Linked DNA regions of Homo sapiens: region 1 is linked to region 2. A link is a loop called in an ENCODE intact Hi-C map of the cell type or tissue named here. Cell type or tissue: heart right ventricle. All regions are shown on one strand.

The links. Peaks named below come from ENCODE experiments on the same cell type or tissue, not always from the same donor. Only the 100,000 strongest peaks of a DNase experiment are listed, where the experiment ranks them.
Region 1: a loop joins it to region 2, with 2.2 times the contacts of the local background. A loop is called at or near these places in 3 of 110 quality-filtered maps.

Annotation. Positions count from the first base shown.
Region 1 is chr7:159,066,474-159,074,473 of GRCh38, forward strand. The region is part of intron 4 of VIPR2 (vasoactive intestinal peptide receptor 2); the gene reads right to left. Among named protein-coding and RNA genes, the nearest start is that of LINC00689, 62 kb to the left of the region's middle. In heart right ventricle, no CTCF peak of the experiment used is centred here; DNase peaks (open chromatin) are centred at 1,548, 2,088, 2,738, 4,108 and 2 weaker places; H3K4me3 peaks cover 501 bases; H3K27ac peaks cover 5,173 bases.
Region 2 is chr7:159,025,898-159,033,897 of GRCh38, forward strand. It overlaps VIPR2 (vasoactive intestinal peptide receptor 2), which reads right to left. Exons shown (of 13, transcript NM_003382.5): 11 at 6,041-6,170; 12 at 5,931-5,972; 13 at 2,278-4,892. The coding sequence ends at 4,719. LINC00689 (long intergenic non-protein coding RNA 689) reads left to right here. Exons shown (of 5, transcript NR_024394.1): 5 at 1-341. Among named protein-coding and RNA genes, the nearest start is that of LINC00689, 22 kb to the left of the region's middle. RefSeq lists enhancers at 2,271-3,199, 5,318-5,970. In heart right ventricle, CTCF peaks have their summits at 4,814 and 5,014; DNase peaks (open chromatin) are centred at 4,734, 5,124, 5,484, 6,454 and 4 weaker places; H3K4me3 peaks cover 1,755 bases; H3K27ac peaks cover 3,341 bases.

The sequences.
Region 1 (8,000 bases), 41 kb after region 2:
TCTGTGGGATTCCAGGATGCCTGCTCCTGCAGCATTCTGTGGGATTCAGGGCACCATCCCGTGGATTCCAGGATAATTGCTCCTGAACCCTTCCATGGCATTCTGGGAGGCCACTTGGCCTAGTTGGACAGCCTCTGCTCTGGGATGGCTTGGTGGACCAAGCAGATTTGTCTGAATTGCTTCCACTCCCTGCATCTTTGTGGTGCAAGAACTAGAGCTCAGTGATGATATTTCAAGGCAAGTTTCCCTATGCTCATTACTACTTACAAAGCCTCAGTGGTGGGCTAACACATTTTAGAAAGACAATACTGATAAATACTTAGCAAGAAAACTAAATTTGTTAGTATAACTCCTCAAATAGTTCAGGTAATCAAGGTTGACATCAATTTTGATCTGGGAAACTAATGTATTAATACAGTTTTAGAAGGGGGATTTTTTTGCCTTGTTAAACCTCAGTAGGAAAACCAAGATCCACACTGAGTGGAACTCTCCTGTGAGTGGGCACTGGCGCTCTCCAGCACGTGCCTGCCATGTGCGGATACTGAGATCGAAGTTAATTAAACTTACGTAAAATTGACACGCCAGTGACTCAGTTGCACCAGCCATATTTTGGTGCTCACGGTCACATGTGGCCAGTGGCTGCCACACTCGACAAAGCTCAGATAAAGAACGTTCCCATCAGCGTAGACAGTTCTGTTGGCACAGAGACCATACGACCACCATTCACCCACACGAGCACCTTCCCTCTGTTAATCAACATTTGCATGTGTGTATTTTCCAGTCTCACATAAAGGGCAGCCAAACGGATGCTCTGACCCATTTGAAAGTCATCACCTCTGCTGTGCAGCTATAGGATTTATTCCCAACACAGAGCTCTGGATTCCAGGTGTGTGGGGGCAGGTCCATGGGCAATGCCCAGAACTTATAAAGCATGATCTATTTGAACAGCACTAACCTTTCCACCAACGGCCCAGAACCCAGCGTGCATGAGGAGCTGGCGCCGGCCTGACACCTGGAAGCTACACTCATCCCATGAGCTCAATGCTTTCAGATTTCCTCGCAACAAGAAAATGCTCTGCTCAATGTGGGTATATTAAATCTGAAGAATGTACAATAGCTCTGATCATTACAGGATTCTAAAAACACCATGATTTCCTACTAGAAAGAAAGAATAATCCAGCAGGAAGTGTTCATGATCAGAAAGGGCCTAAACTAACAGCTGCAATTCCAGGGAGTGGCTCGGTCACAGCAGAAGTTAATTCCAGCACTGATGTTGGAAAGAAGGATTTGAAAGACCTTCAAGTTCTTTCCCCGGAACCAAGATCCTGTCGAGGCCAAGGAGAAGGGTGAAAGATAATCTCATAGGTTCAAGGCTATCACTTGGGCTTGCCTAAAGGAAGCAGGTACTTTGCTGCTGTCACTTGCAATGGTTTGTGGCTGGGCAGAGCCACTGTCAGGGCAGGAAGGGCAGGTGCTGCGGGGGCCGCTAGCCCCTCTCTGCAGAGGTCCTTCTTGAGCAATCCAGGCTGCGGCTCCTGCATGCTAACCGCTGGGGAGCTGCCCATACCCAACTCCAGAAGTGAACAGCAACCGGCTCAGAAATTTAAAAACACTGAGGCCAGTGGTGTGTTTACTGAAAATATCAAGCACGTCCTAGAACCTGGCCTTAGATACGAGTATTACTAACCCTGCCCCAACAGTGTGTAGACAGTGTGCCAAGACCCAAAGCAGCAGGTCCTCACTTCCGTGAGGGGAGAGTCAGCCCAGCCCCAGGGTTCTTGCCTTTGGGACTCAAGGCCTTTTAAAAAAACAGCCCCTCTCTTTTCACATGTTTTTCCTTTAAGGGGAATAGAACTAATTAAAATCTGTCAGAGAAATCAAGCACACTCAGCATTAATGGCAAAGCCATCTGACCCCAAACCCAGTGCTCTTTCCCCTAGAACACCATCAGCAGCCGTGACCCATTTCTAATTAGCCAACAGCGAGGGCTCAATGCAGGAAGAGGGTTCCCACACGGCCAGCCTTCTGTGTTCCACAGCGTGTGTGTTTAGAAGTGGGTTGTCTGTTCTCTTGTTCAATTCTGAAGTCAGCGCAGACAGCCCTGGCACCCACGACAAAGCCTGCCGGGGCCAGGACAGGCCTGAGTGTGAGGGAGAAAGCAGATCCCGCTGTTGGCTGCTGTGACGTTTGTTGTAGGAGTGGCGCTTCTGGACGGCGGGTGCAACAGCACGGCCTCAGAAAGAAGGCAGGGTCTGAGGAGGGTTCTGAAGGCGTCTCCACAGCTGTGACTGAGGCCACTGTCTCCTTTCCAATTTCCTTTCTGAGACATTCCCATGGGGAGCAGAGTGGAATGGCTGCTCTTCACCAATTATCTTGTGATCAGAGTTCAGACTAAACAGTCAGAAAACAGTGTTTCAAACCTACCAAAAGCATAGAAAACAATATAAGGAAGACACGCAGCTACTAACAAACAGCAGAAAGAGAACTGCACAGGAATAAAATCTCAGTGGGTGCTGGCAGGCCCCTGTCTCTGGGCTGTGCAGTACTACGGCCTTAGGCTTCACTGAGCCGCGTGAACCGTTCTGGTTCTGGTACCTCACTGGGCAGCCTTAATCTGCAGGTACTCCTCACAGGGCTTCCATCTCCCCACAGGCTCCTGGCTGTGCGGTGTCCACTCCACCTGTCTCCAGTTTCACTACCGCCTCAGCAACTGTGCTCAGGGCTCATGGGGGCCTTTCTCCCTGCTCACTTTTTCTTCCTGTCAGTTCTTCCTCCTGTGTCCAGTTTCCCCTGAACTACCTTCTCCAGGCGCTCCGAGTGAGGGTTGCTGGCTGGGGACCCTGCCAGTCCCTGCTTTCTGGAACCCACGTGCAGTCTGGCTGGGTATGCACTCCTGGGAACGAACGGCTGTAGGCCCCAGACAACAATGCACCTGCTGCACTCCTCCTCACGTGTGCGGAATCCATCTCTTGTCTCCAGAACTTTCCAGACCCACCACAATTGTCTGGCCAGTTATTTCCTTTTATTCACTGTATTTAGGGTCTTCAGGCTTTTTGAATCTGAGGATTGGAGCCTCACAAAAACTCTGGAAAACCTCTACTAAGCCTGTGACTGGCCTTGGTCAATCCTGGTCTCCAACCCTGTTTTCTGTCCCTCTCTCTGCCTGCACCTGGGCTGGTTTCTTTGTACGGATCCTTCCTGGTCCAGAACCCTCTTTGCATCATGTCTAATATGCTGTTTAATGCATCTGCTCCATTTTTCCCCCCAAATAAGGGAAACTAATGTAACCCATACTTTTTAGAGTACCTTGTTTCTGGTTCACACTTTCACCCCCAGTTCCCCCTTTTAAAAAACATTTTAAATGCATTTATTTCCTTTTGGTGCCTGATGATTTCCTGAGCTGAAGATTGGGTGTAATTTTACTGTCTGTCGTTGGCTGATTCTTGTTCATGGTGCTTTTTCCTTCTGTAGTTTGTCAACCCGGAATGTGAGCTGATGTTTGGAGTTTACCCATGGGAATTTTGTGAGGCCTGGTGGACATTTCCCTCCAGACAGAACCTGTTTGCTTTGTCCGGTACCTCCAGGGCTGCCCACTCAGCAACAGCCAACGCCAAAGTCTCAGCTCAGGGCTTCTGTACCGAGGGTAAAAAGGAACTTGCCCTTTAGGAGGGCATATTCATCGTGAGATTCCTGGGAAGGACTTTAAAAATCTTCTTTGTGGAAAGCAAAGGCATATAAGGCAATTTTTCCTGCTGTCCCGGGGTCAGATTCCAAGCAGCCGCCCCTGCATCCAGGGCTGCACGGAGGACTCCGCACACGACCCAGGGCCCGGTGCTGCCACTGCGGTCACTCTGGTTCTCAGCTCTTTTTTTTTTTAGATTTTCTTACTTTCTTGAAATCCCAGCTACACATTTTAAAGGATTATTGTTATGTTTGATTTAGCATTTTGGGATGATTTGTGGTGGGAGTTGTTTATGCCCAGTTTCTCATGTAAGATTTGTGTTTCTTGCTGAATGTGTTTGGTATCCTTGGTTAGTTTAATTCATTCTATCCAGGACATTCATGGACGCTTAATAGGATGCAGACAGCACGTCAGGCGTTGTGGGAAGCACGGCCGCTACTGACAGAAGGGCCCCACAAGTCACTCGGCCTGTACTTCACCACAGGAAGTTTGTTTTGGGAACTGTCCCAGAAGACAATAAATGAGCTAGAAAGTGAGATGAATATGAATTAAAATTTGTGTTTGTCTTCACTAGAAGAATAGAAAGGGCTACATTGCAAATTATATTAGTTTGCTTAAAGCTGGTTTTGATTTTACACATCCCGTGCTTTCAAGCATTTAAGAAGGCTTATTTGGTTTCTTGCAAAAATGCCTCCATTAAGGTCTTGGGGAAGCAAAGCAGACTGTGCGGTGAGTGCTGAAGCACACGCAGGTGGGAAGGTCCCATCAGAACCTCAGCAGCGTGGCCCAGCAGCACACGAAACGGCACGCCCACAGACTGGCTGACTGTGGCTTCACCACGCAGGTCATTACCGGCAAGAAATCCTTCCTGTAGTCAGTTTTTAAAAACATGAGGCAACTCACAAGAAAACCGCCAGGCTACTGTGTTGCAGGAGGTGGGTCGAGCAACTTCCAGGGTTTTTCTGGGTTGCACAGACATTCATTCAACCTCCTGTAATAAGCACCAATGTTTAGAACATGGTCATGAGGAACTGTGCACACTTTTCCATCTTCACTGTGAGGTGAAGTTTATCTTCATTAGAGGTGGCCAAGCCAGCTCAGCAGTTTCAAGAACTGCACAGAGGGTCTCTTCCTAGGAGGCCTCTCCCTCTGGACTCCAGAACCTTCCCCGGCTCAGCCTCCCATCTTGGCTTCCTTCCTCCTGGGTCCCCAGGCAGACCCTTGGCCTTGGACCACTCAGAGAGTGCCTGTCCCCATTTGGGGCCTTCAGAGAGAATCTTGGCTCTGAGCATCTCCCTGGCACTGGCTTTTCCATGGGCATCGCGTTCTGTTCTTCATGGTTCCTCAGTTGTGCCTGGAGCTCGGACCCACAACCCCACCAGCCTCATCCCAAGGCCCAGGCCCCCTCCTTGTCCAGAACAGGAGTTCAATTCAGCGGTAATGAGTGAACCCGTCCATATCAGAAAGACTGTTCACAGGAGAACAGGTGCAAAGAGTTTTCTCTTTAACTTTAGATCCAGAGGAGACTTCTGGTAAACTAGAATTCATAATATACAAAGGAGCCATGAAAAGTGCAGTCACACCGCACACAGCATGGCCGGGAACCCTGCAGCACCTGCTGGATGAAGGCACGATGGTACCGGCAGGTAAGAAAACACACATTGCTAGACTAGCAACAAAATCCAGAGTCCCATGTCTCTAGGCTGGGAACCCTGCAGCACCTGCTGGATGAAGGCACGATGGTACTGGCAGGTAAGAAAACACACATCGCTAGACTAGCAACAAAATCCAGAGTCCCATGTCTCTAGGCTGGGAACCCTGCAGCACCTGCTGGATGAAGGCACGATGGTACCGGCAGGTAAGAAAACACACATCGCTAGACTAGCAACAAAAATCCAGAATCCCATGTCTCTAGGCCGGGAACCCTGCAGCACCTGCTGGATGAAGGCACGATGGTACCGGCAGGTAAGAAAACATACATCACTAGACTGGCAACAAAAATAAAGAGTCCCACGTCTCTAGGCCGGGAACCCTGCGGCACCTGCTGGATGAAGGCACGATGGTACCGGCAGGTAAGAAAACACACATCGCTAGACTAGCAACAAAATCCAGAGTCCCATGTCTCTAAAGCTTACAGAATGACACTTATGACTATAAAATTTTAAAGAGCAAGAAAATTAACAGTCAACTTATTTTCCAAATAAACTCAAAAAATAAAATTAAAACTAGAAAAACAGTAAACATCTGAAAAAGAGAAAATGGTAACATTTCAAAACATTGTCAAAATTATGGTCAGTGGCATAATTAGAGCCTTAAATACCTTTCTTAATAAGAAAATAAAGCATTCAACTAAAAAAGCCTGAAAAATGATAAAACAAGTCAAGGAAAGCAAGAAGAAGGAAATTATAATAACAAGAGCACAAAAACGAAAGACACAGAAAGTTACCTCCTTCCTGGACGACAGGCCCATGAGGCCCTGGGCCTTGGTTTTGTAATTATTGATGTATATCCAAAATGCCCAGAACAGTGGTTGGCACACAGGAATACTCAGGAAATATTTATTAAGGAGAGTAAGTTTTAAAAAATGGTCAGATTTACAATAACCCACTTTTTTGGTATAGCCTAATAGAGTAGATTATTTATGAAATATCAAAACAAGAAAAATAATGAGGAACATTATTTTACACATTTTAATTAAAGTGTGATGCACAGCTCTGTGCTAACAAAGTCAAAACTTCAACGAAATGGTAACATTCTGGGGCTGTAAACATTTCCAGAACAGATTTAAGGAAAACCTAAAAACACCAATAACCAGAAGAGCTATTTTTTTAAAGTCTGTGAAATATAAGTTGTAAAAATGTTAGTGAACCCAGGAGTTTTCACAGGTGAGTTCTTTTCATCTTCTAAGGTACACATTATTCCTAGGATATAAAAATTGTTCCAGAACATAGTAACAAATAAAGAAAAAGCACAACATCTTATTTTTAAAGCTAGCATAAGTCTGATGTCAAAAGCAGACAATATACTGAAATAAATAGTAATAACTACAGAATAATTTCACTTACAAATACAAAAGGAAAAATCTCAAAATATCAAGGATAAAAGAAGATCAGTTTAGGAGTATACTAAATACACACACCTCAATCAAGTAGATTTTCCCCAGGATGCAAAGATGACACATGCTTGCAATTAGTACAATATATTGCATCCATATGTCAATGAAAAAAATGCTTATCCCAGTTGATATTCACTTGTCCTTGTTTATTTATTTATTGATTGGAGACAAGAGTCTTGCTCTGTCACCCAGGTTGGAGTGAAGTGGCCCCATCTCGGCTCACTGCAGCCTCTGCCTCCCGGGTTCAAGTGATTCTCATGCCTTAGCCTCCCGAGTAGCTGGGATTACAGGTGTGTGCCACCCCACCTGGCTAATTTTTGTAGAGACAGGGTTACATCATGTTACCCAGGCTGGTCTTGAACTTCTGAGCTCAGGCAATCTGCCTGCCTTGGCCTCCCAAAATGCTATGATTACAGGCGTGAGCCACCGTGCTCAGCCTATCCTTTTTTTTTTAATTGAATAGAATTATAATTTCTTAGGTCTCATTAGAACAATTCCTTTCAGGCACAGGCAGTGCCACATGGAGTGGGGGAGCCCCAGGGCAGAACTCTACACCTCTTCTGGGCTGTGGAGCTGTCTGTCCATCTAAGGGAGACGTGGAACCTTTTTTTCTACAGGAAGAAAATGCACACAGGCATGAGTGCACAGACAGACAACTGTGCACACAATTCTGGGGGCTGATGGAATCAGAGCCCTGACTAGAAATTTCTCATTAACATTAGCAATGTCCACTCCTGCTTCTACCACAAAATGTTTTTCACATTTTAATCAATAAAATAAAACATGCAAAATGAAATTTTTTACACATTAGAAAAGAAAAAAACAAAACTGTTGCTTGTGGATCATGTAAGTCCATACTCAGAAAAATCAAGAGAAGTCAACAGAAATAATCAGTAAAACTATCAAGTAAATTTAATCAGGCCTCATTCAAAAGAGCTGCACAAAGTGTAAAATATCTAGGAATAAACTGAGCGGAAAATGTTCTGGGCCTAAAGTGAGGAAACTGAAGCACTTCCCCAAGCAACAGAAGAGAAATCCAAATAAAAGGGAGACAGACCCATTTCTGTGTGAAAGACTCAGCTTGCTCAGGACGCCATTTCCTATGTTGAAACTTAACTTTTTGGTGATGGTATCAAGAGGTGGGGCCTCTGGAAGGTGATCAGTTTGTGAGGGTGGAGCCCTCATGAACAGGGTTAGAGCCCC
Region 2 (8,000 bases):
GTGTGATCCATCCAAGCCATGCGAAAATCTGCACGACTGAGTCATGGGACAGTGGAGCTTTGTGATATCGCGTGCTTTTAAATCCGAAAGGACAGTCATGATTTAAGGATTTGAAAGTCACACATTTAACATCTGGATTCACAGTCATAGGTCTTAAACCATGATAGCTTGTGCTTCTGAGGTGCACTGAATTCATGCGTGGCTTTCCTAGACTTTATCCCATGGAACCTTCACGTGTCAGGCTATGTAGAGCCCTGAATCTCAAAGGGAGAGCTTGGTCCCAGCAGGTCTCATTATTTTGTATTATATTTTAATAGTTTATTTTCCCTCTTGCTTCTTCAGTTCCAGGTACTGAATAGAAGCTTTACAAAAGATCCCGGTACCGGTAATAGCCCTGGGGCGCCCACTTCACGGGGCCTGCAGGAAGTCCTGGGAAGGGACTGTTTCCACAAGTGGAACAAGTGGGCCCCCCACTGCCCTCGCTGCCTGCCCCTCTCTCCTCATTAAACCTTCAGAGAACACAAAGGAGCCGAGAGCCCCTTTTCTCTCCATCTTCCAAAGAAGACTTTTCAGTATAAAAGGTGCCCTAAATCCTTTGTGATGCCGCCCACAAGCAGCGTGCGCTGACACAAAGCAACGCCGCCGGCCACTGCTGCCTGCAGACAAGAGGCCGACTCTTGTCCTCGTCTCGGGTCCCAAGAACGGGAGTAAGTTTGTGGACTGGCACGCAGACTTGTGTGCGGGGCAGCCCCTGGAGACACAGGCAGCTGCGATGTGAGTGTGTCAGGCAGAGGTTCAGCTTTACGTCAGTGTTAAAGAAAAAAACCTGTGAAGAAACTATTCAAGACATGCAAAAGGAAGTGTTTCCCACGCACCCAGGGCAGGATGCTCGGTGAGGGGTGGTGGAGCCGTAGAGCAAACATCCTTCGAGAGCCAAATGTGCGTGACCTTTGACCTTTCCCCTTCAGGAGTGTACAGTGAGGGAATACTCGGGTAAGCACAGAAACACCTGCAAAAACAACTCACACATTCGCCAGCAGGGAGTCGGTCAAACCAACCAGGCCCAGGCTGTGGAATGTTAGGCGGCGGTTAAAAGTCACGAGATACGCACCTTCAGATGGGAAAGATGGACACCACCTGTCTCAGCGGGAGAAAGACAGCTGCAGAAGCTTCACACAATTTAGCCCGATTCCCACGAATAAACAGAAGAAAGGGCAGACAAGTTTGTACCGACGGAGGAAGGCACTGGGACCCCGCTTCAGTCGGGCACGAGTTTCCCCCAGAGAGGGGAGGAGGCAGGCAGAGGACTTCACTTTCTATGTAATCTTTGCCTACAGAGTTTGACGTTTTGTAACTGTCCTGTATAATTTGTCATCTGAAAGCCTGAAAAAAATAGCCAATTAAAAAGCTGCCATTGGTGATGAGAAAGAACGAAGCTATTGCCACGGGTGGAGGAGGGGCTTCTGCAGATCGGCCCCCGGCCCTGCACCTTCTGCCTCCCATCAGGGCTGAGTCTCCTCAGGCGGCTGAATATTTCCCACCTCAGGCAAATGGACACTAAGCTCCTGAGTCAGACAAAACAGTGACTCCCTGGAGGGCTGTGTGCCCAGCCCCTTCTCCCCCTTCCCACCTGCTTTGCTCTTAGGAAAGTCACCAAAGGCTGGTTGGTGTGGCTCATTCTAGGTTTGACTCCTTAGGAATGTGGCTTTTACCAGCGTGCTGTATCCCTCCTGACAACACAGCCATCTGGTGGAGCGTGGAGTTCATTGGAAATGCATTTTATTTGCTTGTAGCATACATGTGGCTAAGGCTCAGCACACACGGAGATTCGCATATGTGTGCACACGCCCCACGCACACACCCACACACGCATGTGCATCACATGAACGCGCGTGCACACACACACTCCTGCACTCAGTCCTGCTCTATTAACAGGTTCTTGGGCTCTGCAGAGCTGACAGAGGCCGTGTTGGGTGCGGCAGGACAAGGCTGGGCGTGCAGGCGCCTCCTCCACAGGGCACTGCTCATGCGTCACAGCTGCCAGACGGAGGCTCCCCAATGGCGACGCTCTGACAGGGGTCCGTGACTCTCCTCAGGGAGAGGTGGCTGTTTCCAATGTCCTCCCTGGTGCCCTGTGGCTGGCAGGACCCTGCCCACCCTCTCCCTCCCCGTCCAAGCTCTGTTTTCATCTGAATGCAGCAGCCACGACTAACACGCCAAGTGTGTCCTCCATGCTCCAGAGCCTCAGATCTGGTCAGAGCAAGTTCTTACTCAGCATGCAGATGTGAAGTCAGGCTTTATTGAAGTATTTACACAGCTCATTCCCGCCACGTGGAGGAGTCTGCGACATTCCACACACAATGACAGTTAAAGACACCTGCTGACCACTGGGTCCTGCTTCCCCTGCTCACCAGGCATCTGTCAGGAAACAGCCGGCCCCTCTACCAGGAGAAACCAGTCAGCTCCGCTGAACAGTGGCACATGTGCGGTTGAGGGGAGATTGTCCCCTGAGCACACCTGATGACTGATGACTGCCCACACCCAACCACCGACCATCAACAACCAGTGCCTGGTAACCACCTGACACGTCCACTCACGCCCACTTCCTCAGCGTCCCCTCTGGGTCACAGCTCAGTGTCGGCACCTGGCCACTGACCCAACACCTTCAGTTACCACAAATCTTTGTTTCCTCAAAAACCTGAGAGTAGGTGGGGGATGCTCCCTTTTGTCCTTTGAAAGCTGGGCAAGGCTGGGGGTGGGTCTGTCCAAACCCTACAGGGGAGGAACAGCCGAGGGGCCGCACTGAACCTGGGGTCTGCAGCGTCCACCTGCCTCCCTCTCGCTCCACATGCTCAGCCGTCCTTTCCTGGGCACCTGGCCTGGGCCGTTTACTCCCCAGTATCCGTCTGTGATGGATCCTCTGCGGCCCCCAGAAATGGTGGGTTGTTCTGTAGATCCGACCGCCTCACCTGTCTCCCCAAACCAACCTCGGGTTCATTCTCCCAGAAGTCCAGGGATGAGCTTGTTGCAGCAGAGGGGTGTGGCCGGCGTGGCCCAGGGTGTGCAGGACAGGGTGCGGACCTTTGGGGATTGAGGGGTCTCTGGACACTGCTGCTTTGCTGTCCTAACAGCCCCTCTGTCCGGCCTCATTTTACCGGGGATATGGGTTTTGCAAACCAAGGTGACACTGACAGGATGTGTGAGCTTCCCTGTGGCTGCCTCCCGGCACAGCTGTCCCGACCTTTGACATCGCGCCCCAGCTGGGGTCTGTGATGCCACCAATGCACAGGAACAAGACATTCATTTTTAAGGGAAAAGTGGAGTCAAATGTGCTCAGAACAACTGAGTCCCACAGTCGGGGCACCTGGGCCAGGGCTGGGCAGCTTGCTGAGGTCCATCGAGCGCTGTGGGGGCCAGGGCTTGGCACACACATGGAGACTGTGCCCTGATATCCCCACCCTTCTGCAGCTGGCTCAGCAACGTCCCCAGACACCCTCCCCACATCTGCAAACCACCCTTCGCCTGAAGGAGCAGCCGCTAGGGCTGCTGAGCGCCAGCTCTGGGGAGGAGGGCTTGAAACAGTTTTATATGTTGTTAAAATAATTCTTATCCTAAGATTATTTTTGTTAAAAAGAGAATAGGTTTCCGGTTCCCACTCAGCTGTATCCCGCACCCCACGTAACCCCATCACCAGGGGCCCGCAGGCCTGGCCGCAGCTGGCCTGGGGCTGAGCGTCAGGCTCTGCGGCTCCCACAGGGCGGCAGGTGACCTCCTGAGGCAGAGCCAGAGCTGCTGAGGGTCCCACGGAACACCTGTGTGGAGAGGTCCCCTCCTTCATGACCTTGCTCTCCTGATCTGGTTGTCTCCTCAGCCCGCCTTCCGTGGGGAGGCAAAACAGCCCTGTGGAGTTGGGTGGGGCAGGGCTCAGCCGGGCCGGGTGGGCGCCCCAAGAGAGAGGACGGGCTGCCCTCCTGTTGATTTCTCCTGGTCCTAACGTCAGGGGGGCCCTGACTGGCTTCCCTCTGTCCTGCAGATGAGGGGGCTACCCTTATGGGACCTGGGAGGCCGCCCTGATGTGGGACGGATGTCACCCGGTGGTCGCCCAGGCTCGTGCTGGGCCACACAACTGCGTTTCCACATTTCCTCCTTGGCTCCCCTATTCTCTTGGGCCGGGCGCAGTGGCTCACGCCTTAATCCCAGCACTTTGGGAGGCCGAGGCGGGCCCATCACGAGGTCAGGAGATCGAGACCATCCTGGCTAACATGGTGAAACCCTGTCTCTACTAAAAATACAAAAAATTAGCCAGGCGTGTTGGCGGGCGCCTGTAGTCCCAGCTATGGGAGGCTGAGGCAGGAGAATGGCGTGAACCCGGGAGGCGGAGCTTGCAGGGAGCAGAGATCAGGCCACTGCAGTCCAGCCTGGGCGACAGAGCGAGACTCCGTCTCAAAAAAAAAAAAAAAAAAAAAAGTGGATCCACTATACGGCTGAAACACATTTTGCACAAGATTATCTAAATGCTGGAGTTTAAATCGAGTCAATGACAACACGACTCCAATTCCAGGTATGGGGTTTAGTGGACAACCAGCTTGACGGAGTCAGGACCGCGCTGACCTGCCCGACACGGTGCTCGGGCATCTGGAAGGAGGAAGCCGGCGTCTCAGCCCCGCAGAAGCCCCGAACCGTGGGCCTCCCGCCGCGTCCGACAGGCAGGGGTGGGGCTAGATGACCGAGGTCTCCGTTTGCAGGAAGGACTGGGCGCGGGAGCCGCGGTGGAACTGCAGGGCGCCCTCCGAGCCGTTGCGGGAGAAGGAGGAACCGCAGACCCTGTAATCCCGGCTCGCGGACGGGGTCGGGCACCGGCTTCGCCATTTTCGCTTCAGCTCGCACTGCACCTGGGAGGTGAGGGCAGCGGGAACGCCCGTGAGCCTGGGCAGGTGCGGGCGGCTGCTATGGGAAGCGCGGCCCGCGAGCCTCCAGCTCTCCCTCCCGCCTGCTCCCGTATCTGTGTTGCCAGCAGATGGACAGAAACAGAAACGGCCTTGGGGGCAGAGGCTGGAGGGAGCGGGAACTGGACGGCCACAGGAGGGCGGGGGACGCTGCCAGACTCTAAGACTGTGCGTGGGTGGTTCGGGGATCGCCACTGCCGCGGTAAGCGCAGTCCCACAGTCTCAGATAGTTAATATTTCTCTGAAAAGATTTTCCTTAGCAGCCGGGGTTGTGACGGTGCTGGGCCTCCGTCTCCTTCCCTGTTCCCAGCGGGCAGGGAATGTTAGCCCTGGGAGGGGGTGGGGATGAGTGAGGGGTGCCCGGACGGCAGAGGAGGGAGGAGGACAAGTGGCACTACTCGGGCTCAGCTTTGCAGAAGCCGTGCTGGTGAAAGCTGCATGTCAAGCAAAGAAAGCGCCAGCAACCGCAGCGTGGGGCGGGAGGGTCAGGGGTCAGGGGACGGGGCCAGGCCGTTGGAGCAGCCCGGAGACAGCCTCCCTGGCTGGGAATGAACGCAGGGCAGAGCTCGGCTCCGGGCTTCCTCCCCAGGGACTCACAGGACGCTGTGCAGCCCCACCCCCCAACCCAGGCCCGGCTTTCTGGGACTCACAAGCTATGGTCAGGAGCGAGACGCCGACCATGGGGAAAAACAGATTCTGTCTAGACCCGGCCGGGAGCTTTCCCGAGAGGGCTCCGAGACGGACGGCAGTCGATGCTACTTAGGGTGGACGGAAGGACGGCGGGGTTTGGAAGCTGGGCCCAGAAGAGTGGGTTTGCCTGTGTCGTTGTGGGTTCTCTGATGGGGACACAGAACTGTGGGGTCCCGGGCAGTAACTCGAGCCCGCGGAAGACAGGCATGTGTGGGGGCTGCGGCACCAGGCTGGGCAGCATCTCAGGAAGCAAGTGAGTACCTGTGCTTGGTTCCAAGGCGGCCATGAACTTACCTCACTGTTCAGGAAACAGTAGAGGACGGCCACCACCAGGCCCTGCAATGAGAAGAGATGGTCAGGCAGGACCCGCGCTCGGGGGAGGGCGGCCGCCTCCGCACACCTACCTGGAACGACCCGAGGCACAGCTCAAACAGTATCTGGTATTTGGAGGAGATGCTGATGGGAAACACGGCAAACACCATGTAGTGGACGCCGAACAGCGGGATAAGCAGGAGCGTGGACTTGGCCAGCCTCCTGCACAGAAGGAGATGAGCCAGCTCAGCTGCTGGACCCTCGGACCCTCTGCAAGCCTGGCTGGGTCCTTCTCAGGAGGGGGCAGCTGGGTGTGGGAGGGGCTCCACACCTCCTCTCCACTGCTGGAGTCCCCGCCCAACAAGAAAAACCACTGTTTCTTTACGTTTATGTCTGAGGCCCCTGTGCATATCTAGCACTCAGGGCCTGGGAACGTGCATTCCGGAAGTGTCCGTTTCTCCCAAATTCCCTCACAAGGACACACGCTGTGTCCTGGGGTTCATGGCTGGCAGGGGCAAGATTCCCTGTGAGTGACCCCAAACCTACACAGGCCCCGCCTGGGAGCCCGGCCCATCCTGAGGCAGGCATGGGACAAGAAGGCTGGCCTCCACCGCTGCCACACGCAGGTTTAAATGATGAGAACCGATCCTGCTCCCGGACCTGCAGCTCGTAACAGCTGGGCTCCGTGGGAGCCAGGTCCCTCAGTCAGCGGCAGAGGACCTGCCTGATTCCCTCTATTAACGCATCTGAAGTTTGCTGGAAAAGAGGCCTATCTGCGGCTGAGCTCTTGGCCCCTATCCAGGGAGGTTTTGCTACTTCTGTGACCAGAGTTACACAGAAAGGACCTCGTGTGGCCTCAAGGGTGTCTCGGCCTTTTCTGTTGTCCTGGAAAGGGAACAGATTTTGTTTCCAAATAAAAGCATCCATCTCCAAGTTCAATTTAACAAACACTCCCAAAGAACCAATGCAAAGGTCAGCATAGAAACTAAACAAGATTCACAGGAAATCCAAGTTCAACCTGAAAGGCAACCAAGAACGATCTTATTCGGGGGTCTCTGCCACACAGGCACCACCGGACTCCCCTGAGCAGGGACAAGGTCATGCTGCCATGCGGGGTCTGACATGGAATCCCATCCCTCGTGTGGGCAAGCAGAGACGGGATACTCCCTGGATTTAGACACTACACAGCAGAATTAGATTCTCTGGTTTACCAGACTCTTTTGCAATACTCTGGTGCCAGGCAGCAAATATCCGGCAAATATAGACTGCATTGATCCTCCTGACCTTAGTGACATTATTACTTCCATGTTACAGATGGGGAAGCTGAGGCATGGAGTGGCAAAGTGACTTCCCTCAGGGCACTGGCCGGTATCTGCACCCAGCTTTGGGGCTGTTGGCCATGCTCCTGTCTAACCGCCCCTCCCCAAATCCATCCCTGTTTTCTAAGGTGGGAGAAAAGGGAAATGCAGGCCAGGCACCCTCCTAGGCTGGGCGGCAGGGTTCCTGCCATGGTACAGCTCTGTGCACAGCCGCCCTTCCACCCCCGGTCAGTCTGAGCCCGAGGCACCTTCTGGGCTGGGCCAACCACTTCCACACCAAGCCAGTGTTTAGTTTATACTTGAATTTTGGTTTTTACCTTTTTAAAAAAAAATAAATTCTTGATATAAATTTATGGAGTCTTTGCATTACTTTATAGATTCCCCGGATCATCATGAATTAGCTGGATGACTGGGGGTGACTGGCTGAACGTCTGCCCTGTCTTCATCTACTGAAGGGAGATCACAATGCCATCTTCATGTAATCACGTGGGCAGGAAACGCTTTCTGAATTTTTATTAAGTACAAGGCCTGGTATTAGGGCTGGCAGTAGACACACGGCCATGGACACATGGCCATGTCTGAGGGGGAGACAGAATTAAATGTAAAATAAAAAATACTGTGTGGTCAAGGAGAAAAAGACAGGCTGTATAACATGTAAGTGGGCGGATGCTTAAACAAGCAAGTTCACTGGAGAGGACTTTCTTCTGGCCTTGAAATAAAAGAAATGGTGCCT